Linked DNA regions of Homo sapiens: region 2 is linked to region 1. Evidence: chromatin contacts called from ENCODE Hi-C data. All regions are on one chromosome and are shown on one strand. Each heading gives the region's core, a stretch centred on a gene start or an enhancer-like site at or near the end of the contact. The rest is flanking DNA. Distances are from core to core; before and after follow the strand shown. Region 1 holds the start of CYLD (CYLD lysine 63 deubiquitinase). Region 2 overlaps RBL2 (RB transcriptional corepressor like 2).

Region 1 (4,694 bases), core at 743-3,242:
CCGGGCACATTGGCTCATGCCTGTAATCCCAGCACTTTGGGAGGCTGACGCAGGCAGATCACTTGAGGTCAGGAGTTTGAGACCAGCCTGGTCAATATGGTGAAACCTTGTCTCTACTAAAAATACAAAAATTAGCTGGGTGTGGTGGCAGGCACCTGTAATCCCAGCTACTTGGGAGGCTGAGGCAGGAGAATTGCTTGAACCTGGGAGGCGGAGGTTGCAGTGAGCTGAGATCGCACCATTGCACTCCAGCCTAGGCAACAGAGCAAGACTCTGTCTCAAAACAAAGAAACAAACAAACAAACACCCCAGCAACAACAACAACAAAAACAAAAAGAAGGGACATGAAAATATTCTAGTCCAGAGTGGCAAACTCAGATGCCTTAAGGGACCAGTGGATGTAGATCGTGCAGATAAGAGAAGTGGTCCCAGTGGTAACATGAGAATGTTTGCCTTGCCTAAAAGGACCCCAAATCTCTCTCCTTCACATTCTTTTCTCCTTCCTCCTTATCGTATGGGTTAGGCAAAAACAAATTTCAGCTGAAATTTTCTTCCAGACAGTTGGACTGTGACCTCTGAGTCCTACCAGCTTTGTTGGAGAATCCAGATGTAGATGAGAACGGTGTTGCCTAAGGCCACACTTCAAGCCAGGCCCGTTGATTTCCAACTTATGGCTTCCTACAGCAGTGTGGTCATGAAGCCTGGAAAACAGGAAGATAGGAGTGACAAAAGAGGGACAGGAGTAGAATGAGGCTTAGGTTTTCAAAAGATGCTCATTTCATTTTGGATGACTATGGCAAGGAAGAGTGGTGGCCTGTCTACTGCTACTGTTAGTCATCACTCATGTGACTGTTTTTATGTATTCATTGGTTTAAATTCCCTGGATCTCCAGAAACATGTCACTTTCCACTGGGGGAAATTTGTGTCATGATTAAAAACACACACACACACACACACACACACACACACACCCCTCCTCCTTTCTCAGTGTTAATCACCTTCTCCTATAATTAGCACTTAAAATGTCAAAGGAGAAGAAATTAATTAACAGGAGTATCCAGTGCAGCAAGGCTCTAGGACTGATTATAAAAAGCACTTCCTTAAATATTTTGAGTGCTTTTGGGAATCAGAAGCCTCCCTTCTAATTGAAAGATCCTTAACTACACCCTAAGTCCTGGCTGGTGGCCAGGGGTGCGGGGCTGAGTGAGGCGGCGTGTGGAAATCCCTTCTTCACCATCCTTGGGAAAATTCCCTCCAAACTGGGATAGGTGGCAACAGAGGTTCGGAAACAGCAAGCGTCCCAGGCTGAATCTGCGGAGGAGGAAGAGATGAACCTTTCCTGAGCTGGTACTGCGTGCCAGGAACTTTAGCTCGGTATTTTGCCACAATCCTGTAAGACAACCGATACTATGATCTCCATTTTACAGATGAGGACATTGAGGCTCAGCGTGGTTGTGACTTCCTCAGGTCACGCAGCCACTGAATGAAAGCGCCAAAGATTCAAACTGAGGTCTGATTCTAAAGCTTTGCTCTCTCACGGCATCCTGGAATCCTATTTCAACCTTCATCTGGACTCTTAACCCAGCCCAAACCTAAGCGTCTACAGTTTTGACAGCTGAGGCGGGAGCACGGGAGGCGGAGCTGGTGGCAGCGCAGCGCCCCGCCCCGGCTCCAGCATCAGCCAATGGTGACGCGGCACCCACAGCCTTTCGCCCAATCAGCTTGAGCTTCCCGCCTCCATCCGCCGCTCTTCTCTGCCCCGCCCCTTCGCTTTCCCTTTGGTTCCACCGAGCTTGACAGAGCGGAAAGTCCCTTCGGCCGGCGCCGGGCTGGCAGCCATTGGAGGAAGGTCTGTCACAGGGAGGCCCAATCACGGCCCGCTCAGGAGCGCAGCTCGGCCTACGATTGGCTAGCGCGGCGGCTGCCCCCTCCGCCCCCGCTCCCTCCCTCTTCCCTGTGCGGTTCGGAGGCGGGGCAGGTGGGGGCGGGCCCAGGTAGCAGGTTTGGCTGCGCGGGGGCCGCGCGTCGGAGGTAAATACTAGGGCGGTGGGTGTGGGGAGCCGGGGCCGGCCCGGGACGCGGGCTGGGGAGCCGGGGCGAGGGGCGACGCCCCGCCGCCCGAGGTTAGTGAATGAGCGGGCGGCTGGCGGCCGGCGGGCGGCCGGATCCCCTCGGCGCAGCCGCCTGGCCTCAGGGCGTCCGGAGCCGCCGCGGCGACCATCGGGCCCTCGGCGCCGGCCCGTTAGTTGCCCGGGCCCGAGCCGGCCGGGCCCGCGGGTTGCCGAGCCCGCTGACGTCAGCCCGGGTTTCCCCCCCCCACCGGGGCTTCCCCATCCCCCGAGGCTTCCCGGGAGGGCTGCGAGTCCGGGGAGCGTGCGGGGTCGCCACCATCGGGACCCCCAGAGGAGAGAGGACTTGGGGCGGGAGCCGCGCGGGACGCTGTCCCCCTCCCGCCCCCCACCCCATTTACAGATTGGGAGACTGAGGCACAGGCCGCTGGCGGGCCCCGACGGCCACGGTTGGCCTCAGGAGCCCGGGGCTGTGATTCCTACCGACCGCGCCGCGGGGCGTACGTACCGATCGATTTTGCGGGTGTTGGTGGCTCCCGTCCAGGAATGGCAGTCGGGGTTCTGGCCTTGTTAATGGCGTGTTCTGCTTTTTCTTTCAGTTTCCCCCTTTCTAGGGTGAGGATGGTTCTACACAGCCACCCGGAGTTCCTTAGTTGAAAGGTGCGCCCTGCTGTGACAGGTATTCTTTCTTTATGTTTTTCTTTCATGTTAACAATCGAGGGGGGTGGGGGGCGAATGGGGGGCGGGGGCGAAGTCATGAAATCTTCAGGAGATGGTGTTGAGTTTGGTACTCAGCTGGGTCAGCTGCCGGTTATTCATGTACTTGGCATCGTTTCTCTTCCACCCCTTGGCATTTGAATGTTTTAGGATAGTTGTCATCTTCCAGCCACCAAGCCTGTGGCCTTGCAGTCTCCCAGCCCCCATCATCCCTGCCACCTTCTTCTCCTCAATTTTTCCTGGAAAGTTTTATCCTTAGCTCAGCTAAGGAGCATGCCTACCTTGCTTTTGAATTCGGGCTAATTAGGGATCTTAATAAGATTGTTCATTTTGCAATCATTGGCTCTCAGAGAAGCACCCAGGCCTTGAGAGGGTGTTCGTTTGATTGTTGGCTTTCTACACACCCCCTCACGCCCCAAGTAGACTGAATGGCCTTAAGAATTTAGCCTCCCATTCCCCACTGAGCAGTAGGTGGATTTGAACTAGAACAGTATTAGGAGAAAATGATTTGCTGGAAATTCTTATTGAAGTAACACCCAGAACATTCTCTAATATTCTGCTGCAAAATTGTATAGTATTCTTGCAAATAAACCTTCCTCTGGGTGGTAACTTTTGTGAGAAGCAGATAAGGCTTGTTATATAAAGCACAACTAACATTAAGCAGCAATGATTTTTATAGTCTGGCACACCTAAACTGTGGTTTTGTTTGATTTAAGGAAGTCTCCAACACAGGGAGAGAGAAAGGAATAGTTATGTTGTTTATCAAACTATTAGTATTTTGTTCCTGATTTTCACACTATGATTTAAATTAGTTTTTTTTTCATTGGTTGTACAGAATTTATAAGCATCATACATGCTAGTTGAGGCTGTAGGAAGCTAGTATCAAATAAACCTCAAAACAACTTGGTTTCGTAATTGTGAAATTTTCCGTATTTGTTTCTTCTTATATGTATAACAATGAAGTGGTTTAGCATGATTTCATTTTATCTAGAGAATTACTGAAGTTTTAGGCAAAATTCATTAAATACTCCCAATTCCTGAGTCTTTTTCTCTTCTCTTTCTCTTGGTTTAATCCCTTAAACAGGAGGAGGAAATGCAATTTTGTTTTCACTGTTACCACTTGAGTCTTTCATTCATTTCTCTGTATTCAGTGCCTAGCATATGCCAGGCTCTCGTGTGGGCACTGGATAATATAAAAATGAAGGACTTGGGGAATTCACAGTTTGGCAGTGGAGTGGCTAGGTTTAACACTAGAGAGGCAGCAGTATTCCTTGTTCCAGTGGGAATATGCAGATGTGAGAGGCTCTTCTTTTCTTTTTTTTTTTTAACCTTATAAATCCCACTTGTATTAGGGACTGTGTACTTGTGACACAAATTAGTCATTGAGGAAAATTAAAACGGACTCAGTCTTTTTTCTGGCCACGGAATCTCTGTATCTCTATTCTTTAGCTGTTTAGAAATATAACAACTTTGTCTTTTAGTGAGAGATGTTCTCTTTTAAAAGGATGATCATTCTAGCTATCCAGAAGCTTTTGGAAAAAGGCCCACATGTCTTCTTTCTTTGGTGTTCAAGCTGACCTTCCTACCTCTTTGCCATTTATAATTAGGGGCAGAATTAAGTATTGTAAGTTTTATTCTAATTTAAATAGCTTCCTGTGGTTTTTAGAACAAGCAGGATATCTTTGGAGATGCAAAAAGCTCTTGAATTGGATCTGTCTTTGTGAGATCCTTATGAACAATATAACCTGATAACTTGAGAATCAGAAAAACACTGCATCTTCTGGATAAGTTAACCATTGTTAGTTTTCTGTAGCTACTGATGTTCATTTGTACTATATGTTGCCTTTCAGAATGTGGTAATTGTAATCTTTAACATTTTCATGTAAAACATATTTCCTGATCATCTTT
Region 2 (5,450 bases), core at 2,305-4,804, 2.7 Mb after region 1:
GCAACCTCTGCCTCCCAGGTTCAAGCGATTCTTCTGCCTCAGCCTCCTGAGTAGCTGTGAATACAGGCACGTGCCACCATGCCCAGCTAATTTTTGTATTTTTAGTAGAGACAGGGTTTCACCATATTGGCCAGGCTGGTCTCAAACTCCTGACTTCGTGATCCACCTGCCTCAGCCTCCCAAAGTGCTGGGATTACAGACGGGAGCTACTGCACCCAGCTATACTATCCAGTTCTTATAACTACAAGTTACCCTACCAAAGTTTAACTTTCAAAAAACTATTAGAACTTTTAGTAAATAAAAAAATGAAATAATTAATTGAAATGGCAGTTCTGTGAGAGAGTACATTTTGTCTGTATTTGTTTTTCCTATAGTAAAGCCATCAATAAGGCCTATGAGGAGTATGTTTTATCTGTTGGGAATTTAGATGAGCGGATATTTCTTGGAGAGGATGCTGAGGAGGAAATTGGGACTCTCTCAAGGTGTCTGAACGCTGGTTCAGGAACAGAGACTGCTGAAAGGGTGCAGATGAAAAACATCTTACAGCAGCATTTTGACAAGGTGAGTTTAGCCATGCCAGAAGAGTAGAAATACAGGAGCAGGTAAGCCAGGGGTTCTTTTTTATTTTGGTAATTTCATGTTTGTGTTTTACTTGCCTACAGTATGAAGGAGAAAATTCTCATCATACTTCTCTTAATTGAAAAAGGTATCTCTATGATATTTGCTTTGTTAATATCAACTTTCATTCATTTTAGTGAGGTCTGAGAAAAAGAAATTAATATAAATTTAAACAAATGTGTCATGCTGATAATTGTTGGTTTTAAAAAGATGGGCCAGTAATATATGGTCTTATATGTAGTGAACATAGTGTAGGCATTTAGAAAGTGATAATTGACCTGACTGGGGCCTTCATTTAAGAGACTGGAGAAAATGAGGATCTACAGTCTTTAAGAAAATTCTTTTAAACTGAATTTCAGGACCACGTGGTATTATTTCAAACAGACACTTAGAGTGATGCAGGCCAAGAGTTTCCCTTCTGCTATGTGGTGGAACAGAAAACACCAAACTTCTGGCAAGTGCCACCAGGGAAACACTGGGTAATCCAAGGGCCAGTTCACCTGGAAGTGAGCTGCTTCAGACTTGAGACTGGTCTGCTTATTCATTCAACAGATATTCCTAAAGCATTTTATATGTCAGGTTGTGTCCTGGACACTGGAGATAAAGCAGTGAACAAAATAACCACGAGAACCCTGTTCTAAAGAAGCTTATATTCCAGTGTGGGGAGATGGACAGGAGATAAACAAGTAAATATATAGTATGTTGGGTGATGATAGATGAAGAAAATAGAGTAGTAATACAAAATATTGAGGGGAGGGGAGAATGGGATGGGTGGGCTGTGGTAGGTAAGGTGGTTGGGAACGGTGTCACACACCAGAAGTAAGTGAGGAAGCAAGCCATATGAATAGCTGGGTAAATGTATTTGAAGCTGAGAGCATAACAAATGCAAAGCCGTGAGGTTGGAACAGGATTAGCTTTTTGGAGGAACAGTGAGAATGCTAGTGTGGTAGGAATAGAGTGAGGGAAAAAGTGGTAAGAAGTGACGGGAGGCCAGGTGTGATGGCTCATACTTGTAATCCTAGCACATTGGGAGACTGAGGCAGAAGACTGCCTGAGCCCAGGAGTTCAAGACTAGTCTGGGCAACAAAGTGAGACCCCGTCTCTACATAAAATATTAATACAAAAAATAAGCTGGCCATGGTTGTGTCCACCTGTGGGCCCAGCTACTTGCGAGGCTGAGTTAGGAGGATTCGTTGAGCCCAGGAGTTCCAGGCTGCAGTGAGCCGTGATCGCGTCACTGCCCTCCAGCCTGGGTGACAGAGCAAGAGCCTGTCTTTAAAAAAAAAGAAAAGAAGAAGAAAAAGAAATGCAGGGAAGAGGGAACAAGAGAGCCAGACAGACCGTGTAGGCTTTGGAAGCCATCGTAAGGACTTTTGCTTCTGCTCTGATTGAGGTGAAAGCCATTAAGAGGGTTATTAAGAGGAGTGACTGATTTACATTTTTAAAGGTCTTCTGGGAAAGTGGGATTAGAGGCAAGGGTGGAAGTAGGGAGTTAAGAAGCTATTGGAATGATTCTGGCAATAGTTTATGGTGGCTTGCTTCAGAGAATGGTTTGTAGCTGGGCCATATTTTGGAGATGGCACCCACAGGATTTACCGAGGGTTTGTATCTAGGGTATGAGAAAAAGAGAACAGTGATGTCTCCAGTTGGGTGAATGATATAAAAGCTAAAATCCTGACAAGTGCCTGTAATGTTGTAAGTTATCTGGCCCTGGCTCTCTCTGAATTCATCTACTTTCCTCCCTCCTCACCCACTTATGCCACATTAACCTCCTTTTTTGTTCTTCAGATATGCCAGGCATGCCTGCAACACAAAGCCTTTGCCTTTGCAATTCCCTCTGCCTAAACTGTATTGCTTCAAGAGACTCATGTGGCTTCCTTCTCACTTCATTCTGGTCTCTGATAACCCAACTGCTATGTCAATAATAACCACAACATCCTCCCCAACCCTCAGGACTTCTTTTCCCCCTGACTCTGCTTGCTAGTGTTTCTCTTCGTATTTATCACTGTCTGACAGTAAGTAGGGAGGTAGGTAGAAAGAATTGTTTATTACCTGTCTCCTTGCATTAGAATATAAGCTTCACCAAGGCTGTGACCAGTGTTGTATGCAGCGCTTGGCACATAGTAGACATTCGGGGAACATTTACTACTGAAATTTATTAAGAGGGAAGAGCAAGTCTGGGGGAAGGGGAATCAAGAGTTAGGGTTATTAGCATGTTAAATTAGAGATGTCTTTTAAGCATCCTAGTAGAGAAGTTGAATAGACAGTTGAGGTATACAAGACCGGAGTTCACAGTTCACAGTAGAGGTTAGGGGTTGTGTATATATGTCCTGGGGTCATCAGGGTGGGTACAGATAGCTTTTTTTTTTTTTTTTTTTGAGATGGAGTCTCGCTCTGTCACCCAGGCTGGAGTGCAGTGGTGCAATCTCGGCTCACTGTGACCTCTGCCACCTGGGTTCAAGCGATTCTCCTGCCTCAGCCTCCTGAGTAGCTGGGATTACAGGTGCCTGCCACCATGCCCAGCTAATTTTTTGTATTTTTAGTAGAAACGGCATTTCACCATCTTGGCTAGTCTGGTCTTGAACTCCTGACCTCATGATCTTCCCGCCTCGGCTTCCTGAAGTGCTGGGATTATAGGCGTGAGCCACCATGCCCAGCCGTAGATGGCTTTTAAAGCTATAAAATGAGGAGGGATTACTTAGAGGTATGAATTGAGAGAGAATACAAGAGGACTAAGGACAAAGCTCAGGGTCACTCCAAATTTTGTAAGTCTTCATTTGGAGATGGAACATCCTAATATTTTTAAGATACCGACTTAATATTTGCACCCAAGTTAAAGATTCCTCTTGATCAGAATGAACAGGAAGCTTTAAGCTAAGCACAGTGCTACCAAGAAGCACCATGTTGACCTTGAGGACTCTGGCAGGAAGCTGTTTGTGGTTGTCACACCTAGTTTCCTCTGTGAAACTACTGCTGCCTGTGGGTGATGTGGTTATATGCTGCTGGCTGCTGTTGATTCTCCTGTTTGTGTACAAGGTGTTTTTCCCTCCCAGTGCCTCCCAATGTAGGCATCGGTTCATGCACAGTGAAGTAGTTGGCTGCAAGAAACCTTGTAAGGCAGGGAGCAGCCTTTTGAATGCAATAATCTACCCAAATCATTTTATTGACTTAATTATAGAATGAATTTCTTTGAAACAAAGTGAAAGTCTTAGTTGTATTACACTTTAAGACATAGAGAAAACATGTAGGTTTGTTTCTGTATACAGTAAATTTCTGTGCTTTTCTATATCTTATGAAACTTGAATAGTTGGCTCTGTTGCCAGGTGAAAGTTTTGCTAGGTTTTTTAAAAAATTAGAATAAGTACATTTAATACACAGGGAAATTTTATCTTGAATATTAAAAGACATTGTTAAGCTATCTTAACCTTTCAGAGTTTATTTGAAAAATCAGAAAGATGTTTTACTGGCTCCTTTGACACCAAGTCACATCTTCTCCATATTTATTGTCAAGAATGTTGACTTTAACTTATTTCTCTGAAGACCTGTCTACCTTAGGGGGAGAACCTGTGATAGATTCTGGTAACCAAAGGTAGAGGAGGGGCAGGAAGACCAATGAAGGCTGTTCTGCATCAAGTTGCCTTTTTAGGGAATGTTCAACTTATTATCTGTCTCTGAAGCAAATTTGAATATTTGGATGGTGGGTGTATTAATTCATTTTAACGCTGCTGATAAAGACATGCCCAAAACTGGGAACAAAAAGAGGTTTAATTGGACTTACAGTTCCACATGACTGGGGAGTCCTCAGAATCATGGTGTGAGGCGAAAGGCACTTCTTAGGTGGCGGTGGCAAGAGAAAAATGAGGAAGAAGCAAAAGTGGAAACCCCTGATAAGGCCGTCAGATCTCGCGAGACGTATTCACTATCACAAGAATAGAACGGGAAAGACTGGCCTCCATAATTCAATTACCTCCCACTGGGTGCCTCACACAGCACATGGGAATTCTGGGAAATACAATTCAAGTTGAGGCTTCGATGCAGACATAGCCAAACCATATCAGTAGGCTTTTGTTAAATCATGGATTTTTTTTGGAACCAAATTTAATCACAATTTTCTTTTATCTTTGAGTGTCTGCAAAAATAGCAGTAGATGGGAATTGTGAAATTCTGTTTCTCAGAGCTGAGAATAATCTTAATTTTTCAGGTGAGCAGAATGCTTATCTTTGCCTCCGAGCATAAGTTTTACAAGAGGGAATGTAGGGAGCTGTACCTTATTTTAGAGTTTTAACTTTTAAGAGACAAACTTTTAGTTAGCTAAAATACAAATTATTCTTTCACACCTTCGTCTTCACATGGATATTGGCGGCTCTTAATGCTGTTATGTTTAAATTCCAAGAATGGTGACATTTGAGTCACTAAAATTTATTGATATTGTAAAGATAAAGTCTTACTGGCTTGAAGTCCCATTTGTGAAGTGAATTAAAGTCTTTCTGGCCTAAAATAATGTTCTTTAAAAAATGTTTATTAATTCTGTGTAATTTTTTTTTTCTTTAGTCCAAAGCACTTAGAATCTCCACACCACTAACTGGTGTTAGGTACATTAAGGAGAATAGCCCTTGTGTGACTCCAGTTTCTACAGCTACGCATAGCTTGAGTCGTCTTCACACCATGCTGACAGGCCTCAGGAATGCACCAAGTGAGAAACTGGAACAGATTCTCAGGTTAGTTTGAGCCCTGTCTGCTTTCTAAGATTTGGTTATTGACCATTTTCCAATTTCCTATTCTTTCATTATTAATGCCTTAATTCACCCATGAATAATTTTTTATCAATTGTA

The links. A loop is a pair of places that touch in the nucleus more often than their neighbours do. Pooled maps may share reads with other maps.
Region 2: a pooled map shows a loop between it and region 1 (4-fold over the local background). The contact joins the enhancer-like site here to the promoter of CYLD in region 1. A Hi-C loop is called at or near these places in 5 of 50 pooled maps.

What each region holds. Positions count from the first base shown.
Region 1 is chr16:50,740,094-50,744,787 of GRCh38, forward strand. CYLD (CYLD lysine 63 deubiquitinase) reads left to right here and starts at 1,993. Exons shown (of 19, transcript NM_001378743.1): 1 at 1,993-2,031; 2 at 2,669-2,748. CYLD-AS1 (CYLD antisense RNA 1) reads right to left here and starts at 2,654. Exons shown (of 7, transcript NR_184279.1): 1 at 2,578-2,654; 2 at 1,235-1,311; 3 at 587-701. It overlaps MIR3181 (microRNA 3181), which reads left to right and starts at 2,212; the gene lies at 2,212-2,284. RefSeq lists a silencer at 1,808-2,407 and an enhancer at 2,648-2,747.
Region 2 is chr16:53,454,282-53,459,731 of GRCh38, forward strand. RBL2 (RB transcriptional corepressor like 2) reads left to right here. Exons shown (of 22, transcript NM_005611.4): 8 at 375-561; 9 at 5,170-5,336. Among named protein-coding and RNA genes, the nearest start is that of RBL2, 23 kb to the left of the region's middle. Within about 2 kb of position 3,555, at least 6 of the 41 ENCODE cell types and tissues checked have a DNase peak (open chromatin) inside an H3K27ac peak, as active enhancers do.